Linked DNA regions of Mus musculus: region 1 is linked to region 2. A link is a loop called in an ENCODE intact Hi-C map of the cell type or tissue named here. Cell type or tissue: heart. All regions are shown on one strand. Each heading gives the region's core, and the rest is flanking DNA. Links, peaks and the distances in the headings are about the cores only.

What was found. A loop is a pair of places that touch in the nucleus more often than their neighbours do. Peaks named below come from ENCODE experiments on the same cell type or tissue, not always from the same donor. Only the 100,000 strongest peaks of a DNase experiment are listed, where the experiment ranks them.
Region 1: a loop joins it to region 2, with 8 times the contacts of the local background. A loop is called at or near these places in 8 of 42 quality-filtered maps.

Annotation. Positions count from the first base shown.
Region 1 is chr17:55,877,950-55,880,762 of GRCm38, forward strand. Zfp119a (zinc finger protein 119a) reads right to left here and starts at 1,004. Exons shown (of 4, transcript NM_144546.6): 1 at 911-1,004. The coding sequence starts at 913. In heart, for the core only: no CTCF peak of the experiment used is centred there; a DNase peak (open chromatin) is centred at 1,132; H3K4me3 peaks cover 1,914 bases; H3K27ac peaks cover 1,829 bases.
Region 2 is chr17:55,944,173-55,946,985 of GRCm38, forward strand. Zfp119b (zinc finger protein 119b) reads right to left here and starts at 1,087. Exons shown (of 4, transcript NM_146249.4): 1 at 1,000-1,087. The coding sequence starts at 1,002. In heart, for the core only: no CTCF peak of the experiment used is centred there; DNase peaks (open chromatin) are centred at 839 and 1,169; H3K4me3 peaks cover 1,689 bases; H3K27ac peaks cover 1,380 bases.

The DNA.
Region 1 (2,813 bases), core at 33-2,532, 66 kb before region 2:
AGAGAAAAAAAAAAGAGCTGCAGAGAGCAGAAGGAGCAGGCAGACTTCTCCTTACTATGGGACAGAACAGGTCTTTTCTAACTAACAAGGAAGGTTTGGTCTTAGTAAATAAAGAGAACAAAGCTTTACTCCTCTACACTAACTCCTCTAGAGGGGTTACAGGCTTCCTTAAAATAACCTTCCCTAACTTGTCTAAGAAGAAATTAAACAATTGGAGGCCTGCAAACTCAGGTTTAAGTGTGTATCTTTTCTCTGATTGCTCGCTATTATCCCTTGTTTCCCTCCCCACCCAGTTCTCTCAGAGAACCGGGAAAACCTGCCTGCACAGTACTTCCTGGGAAAGAATAGAGATCAACAGAACATGAGAGAAAATTTAGAAAGAAAAGAAAAAAAAACACACAACTAAAATAGAGTAAATGTTGATGAAAGAGGCCAGGAAACCCAGTGAGCCTGGCCTTACTAACACACGTTACTGGACGGTCAAGGCATCTACAAGTCTGTGTCGATGGCAAACACTTTGCATCTGCACAGAATTAACTGCGGACGGATCATACATCAGAACCTCAGGTGCCAAGTGCAGAACTTGTAGAAGACACCGGAGAAACTAGGGTTCTCCATGTCAGCACATCTGCCTTCCCTGGACACAGGAAAAGCAGCTGAGGCGCTCACTGCATGGTGACGTCAGCAACAAGGATGTTTTCACTCCAGGACCCGCGCCCCACACTCTGCGCAGGCGCAGCCCGGGATCGAAGTCAGACGTCCGGCTTCCGCTCCGGAGGTGCAGGGACCTCAGGTGAACAAACGCAATCACGCCGGGCGGCGAGTCTGACCGCCGGTTCCCGCACCCCGGGAGGAACCCCACACAGTCTCCCAAGGCTCCTCCCCGCGTGGGGACGGCGGCCCCGCTCACCATGGCGTGGAGACCGAGCTCGCCCCGCTCTCCTCACAGCTCCCGGCAGCGGGTGGCAGACCAGGACACGGAACCACAAGAGCCTCCCTCAGACCCGAGCCCGAACCTTTAGTATTAGGGAACGGAAGTGCTCTCCCCATTCTGGCTAGCGGATCCATGCGGCCGTGATTGGCTAGTAAGGAATGAGTGACAGCTCCCCTAGTCACCGAGGGCTGTGAAGTATCACAGCACAGTGGTTCCCAGTCCTGGTGTCCGCTCAGGCACAGAACTGTCTCAGACGCGGAGAGACAGGCATTGCCATAGAACTTGCGCCTGTTAGCGTACAGGCAGGTCCACAAGCCTACTCTCGGGGACCTAGCAGAGACTTCTGTCATCAGATGCCATCACCTGCCGATGCCATCAGGCGCGCCCGGTCTGTTTCAGGATGAATGTATCCACCCACCAGCCACCGGAGCTCTCTCCCTACTCGGCAGGCCGTCTCTCTGTTCCCGGTGTGCGCTCCTTTCTCTCTCTGCCTGTCATATGCCCACTTCTCTGCCTCTGTCCCTTCGCCAGGACCTCAGTCCCCCAACCCCCACCCCCCAATAAAGCTTTTTTACACCAGATGCATGGCGTAATTTCTCAGGACACACTTCAGCTCGATCTGCCAAAGCTACTTCACCTCACTCCATTATGTTTCCTAACAGCAGGACTGCACAGTCGTCCCTGCTCTGCTGCACTCAGGAGGCTCCTTAATCTAGGCACAAGGTCTCTAGCATACACAGATCACTAAACAACCTCAAGTGGAGTGATCCACCTGCCTCACAGCCAAAAGAGCATCCAGACTATCCAGGTCAAATTTAAACCTCCTGGTTGATATTCACCAGGCATCATCCATTTTTAAAAAGACTCATCTAAATTGCTCACACTTCTTTCAGCTAAACACTGGTAGCCAAAACACTAACACATTCCCAGCCTTTAGTGGTTGCACTGGCTCATTATGCCAGCACTTGGGAAGTGGAGTCAGGACATCAAAAGTTTAAGCCTAGTAATTCCAGGACAGCCAGGGAGGATACACAAAGAAATCCTGTCTCCAAAAAAAAAAAGTTTAAACCAGCTTGGTCTATGAACCCAAACACCAACTATTCTGGCCCCCAAAGGGGAGGTGACCAGGGTGTGATCAAGTGACCATAGGTGTGTGGGTTCATTTCTGGGTCTTCAATTCTGTTCCATTGATCTACCTGCCGGTCTCTATACCAATACCATGCAGTTTTTATCACTATTGCTCTGTAATACAGCTTGAGGTCAGGGATAGTGAATTCCCCCAGAATTTCTTTTATCATTGAGAATAGTTTTCATTATCCTGTTTCGTTTTGTTTTACTTTTTTTGTTATTCCAGATGAATTTGCAAATTGCTCTTTCTAACTGTGTGAAGAATTGAGTTGGAATTTTGATGGGGATTACATTGACTCGGTAGATTGTATGGGGCAAGGTGGCCATTTTTACTATATTAATCCTGCCAATCCATGAGCATGGGAGATCATTCCATCTTCTGAGATCTTCCATTTCTTTCTTCAGGGACTCGAAGTTCTTGTCATACAGATCTTTCATTTGCTTGGTTAGAGTCACACTAAGGTATGTAATAGTACCGTGACTATTGTGAAGGGTGTCATTTCCCTAATTTCTTTCTCAGCCTGTTTATCATTTGAGTACAGGAAGGCTACTGATTTGTTTGAGTTCCTTTTATATCCAGCCACCTTGCTGGAGTTGTTTATCAGCTGTAGGAGTTCTCTGGTAGAATTTTTGGGGTCACTTAAGTGTAATATCATTATCATCTGCAAATAGTGATATTTTGACTTCTTCCTTTCCAACTTGTATCCCTTTCATCTCCTTTTGTTGTCTAATTCTCTGGCTAGGACTCCGA
Region 2 (2,813 bases), core at 217-2,716:
GAAAATATTTCTTCCAAATAGGGAAGAGACAACTCCTTTGGCTGGGATACAGGTTTTCTTAATATAACCTTCCTTACCTTGTCTAAGTAGAGATTAAACAATTGGAGGCCTGCAAACTCAGGGGTTTTTTGTTATGTTTTTTCTGTTTGTTGTTGTTCTTTTGTTTGGTTTGGTTTTGGCTTTTTCAAGACAGGGATTCTCTGTGTAGCCCTGGCTGTCCTGGACCTCACTCTGTAGACCAGGCTGGCCTCGAACTCAGAAATCCACCTGCCTCTGCCTCCCAAGTGCTGGGATTAAAGGCGTGCGCCACCACTGCCTGACCAAACTCAGATCTAAGTATGTATCTTTTCTCTGTATTATCCCTTGTTTCCCTCCCCACCCAGTTCTCTCAGGGAACCGGAAAAACCTGCCTGCACAGTACTTCCTGGGAAAGAATAGAGATCAACAGAACATGAGAACAAACTTAGACAGAAAAAAAAAAAAATACACAAGTAAAATAGAGTAAATGTTGATGAAAGAGACCAGGAAACCCAGTGAGCCTGGCCTTACTAACACACGTTACTGGACGGTCAAGGCATCTACAAGTCTGTGTCGATGGCAAACACTTTGCATCTGCACAGAGCTAACTGCGGACGGATCCTACTCCTGAACATCAAGTGCCAAGTGCAGAACTTGTAGAAGACACCGGAGAAACTAGGGTTCTCCATGTCAGCATATCTGCCTTCCCTGGACACAGGAAAAGCAGCTGAGGCGCTCACTGCATGGTGACGTCAGCAACAAGGATGTTTTCACTCCAGGACCCGCGCCCCACACTCTGCGCAGGCGCAGCCCGGGATCGAAGTCAGACGTCGCGCTTCCGCTCCGGAGGTGCAGGGACCTCAGGTGAACAAACGCAATCACGCCGGGCGGCGAGTCTGACCGCCGGTTCCCGCACCCCGGGAGGAACCCAACACAGTCTCCCGCGGCTCCTCCCCGCGTGGGGACGGCGGCCCCGCTCACCATGGCGTGGAGACCGAGCTCGCCCCGCTCTCCTCACAGCTCCCGGCAGCGGGTGGCAGACCAGGACACAGAACCACAAGAGCCTCCCTCAGACCCGAGCCCGAACCTTTAGTATTAGGGAACGGAAGTGCTCTCCCCATTCTGGCTAGCGGATCCATGCGGCCGTGATTGGCTAGTGAGGAATGAGTGACAGCTCCCCTAGACACCGAGGGCTGTGAAGTGTCACAGCACAGTGGTTCCCAGTCCTGGTCTCCGCTCAGGCACAGAACTGTCCCAGACGCGGAGAGACAGGGACATATCGCCACAGAACTTGCGCCTGTTAGCGTACAGGCAGGTCCACAAACCTACTCTCGGGGACCTAGCAGAGACTTCTGTCATCAGATGCCATCATTTGCTGATGCCACCAGGCGCGCCCGGTCTGTTTCAGGATGAATGTATCCACCTAAGCCACCGGAGCTCTCTCCCTACTCAGCAGGCCGTCTCTCTGTTCCCCGTGTGCGCTTCTTTCTCTCTCTGTCTGTCATGTCCACTTCTCTGCCTCTGTCCCTTCCCCAGGACCTCAGTCCCCCAACCCCCACCCCCAATAAAGTTTTTTTACACCAGATGCATGGCGTAATTTCTCAGGACACACTTCGGCTCGATCTGCCAAAGCTACTTCACCTTACTATATAATGTTTCCTAACAGCAGGACTGCAGTCGTCCCTGCTCTGCTGCACCCAGGAGGCTATTTAATCTAGGCACAAGGTCTCTAGCATACACAGATCACTAAACAACCTCAAGTGGAGTGATCCACCTGCCTCACAGCCAAAAGGGCACCCAGACTATCCAGGTCAAATTTAAACCTCCTGGTTGATATTCACCGGGCATCAACCATTTTTTAAAAAGACTCATCTAAATTGCTCACACTTCTCTCAGTTAAACACTGGTAGCCAAAACACACATTCCCAGCCTTTAGTGGTTGCACTGGCTCATCATGCCAGCACTTGGGAAATGGAGTCAGGACATCAAAAGTTTAAGCCTAGTATAAAGAGTAGTTCCAGGACAGCCAGGGAGGGATACACAAAGCAATCCTGTCTCACAAAAAAAAAAAAAGTTTAAACCAGCTTGGTCTATGAACCCAAACACCAACTATTCTGGCCCCCAAAGGGGAGGTGACCAGGGTGAGAACCTGGGAGGAGAAGACAAAAATAGAAAGTTTGGGGTCACTATGTCTTGCATAACATGATGGCTCATGTTAAGCAAGTTTTTTCAGATGATATACAGCTCTGATACACTATAGGTGGAGAATGAGACAGTCAGCAGAAAGATAATTTAGCAATGTTGGCTAGAAGGACACAGGATAGATACCTCATAGTGAGCACACACTGGCCATGAGACTGATACCCATGAGACTGATAACTGAAGACCGTGGTTCCTTTGACTCCTTCAAGATGCTTGCCCAAGCACCAGACCAGACCTTCCCAAGTCTGCTCTTGGAGAGGTCACAAAAGCAATGATCCCTTGGTGCTTTCATCGGGGCATCTGAGAAAGCCTTGGATAGGCCTAGCTCCCCAAAGACCCACCTCCAACCTAAACAAAAACACATATGAAAATAGGAACCCAAGAATCAATTCATGGACAGCTAGTGCTGAGAAAGAAAGAGTAGGAGAGATTGGAGATGACAGCTACATGATAGGGAATAATAAACTACTAATGGCACCAAAAGTTGATTTTTTTTAAAACCATAATTGAAACACCTTTAGCTAAACTACCTTTTGAAAAAAGGCCGACACAAATTGCTAATTTCTCACATGCATTTAGAGTCAAGAGTGGTG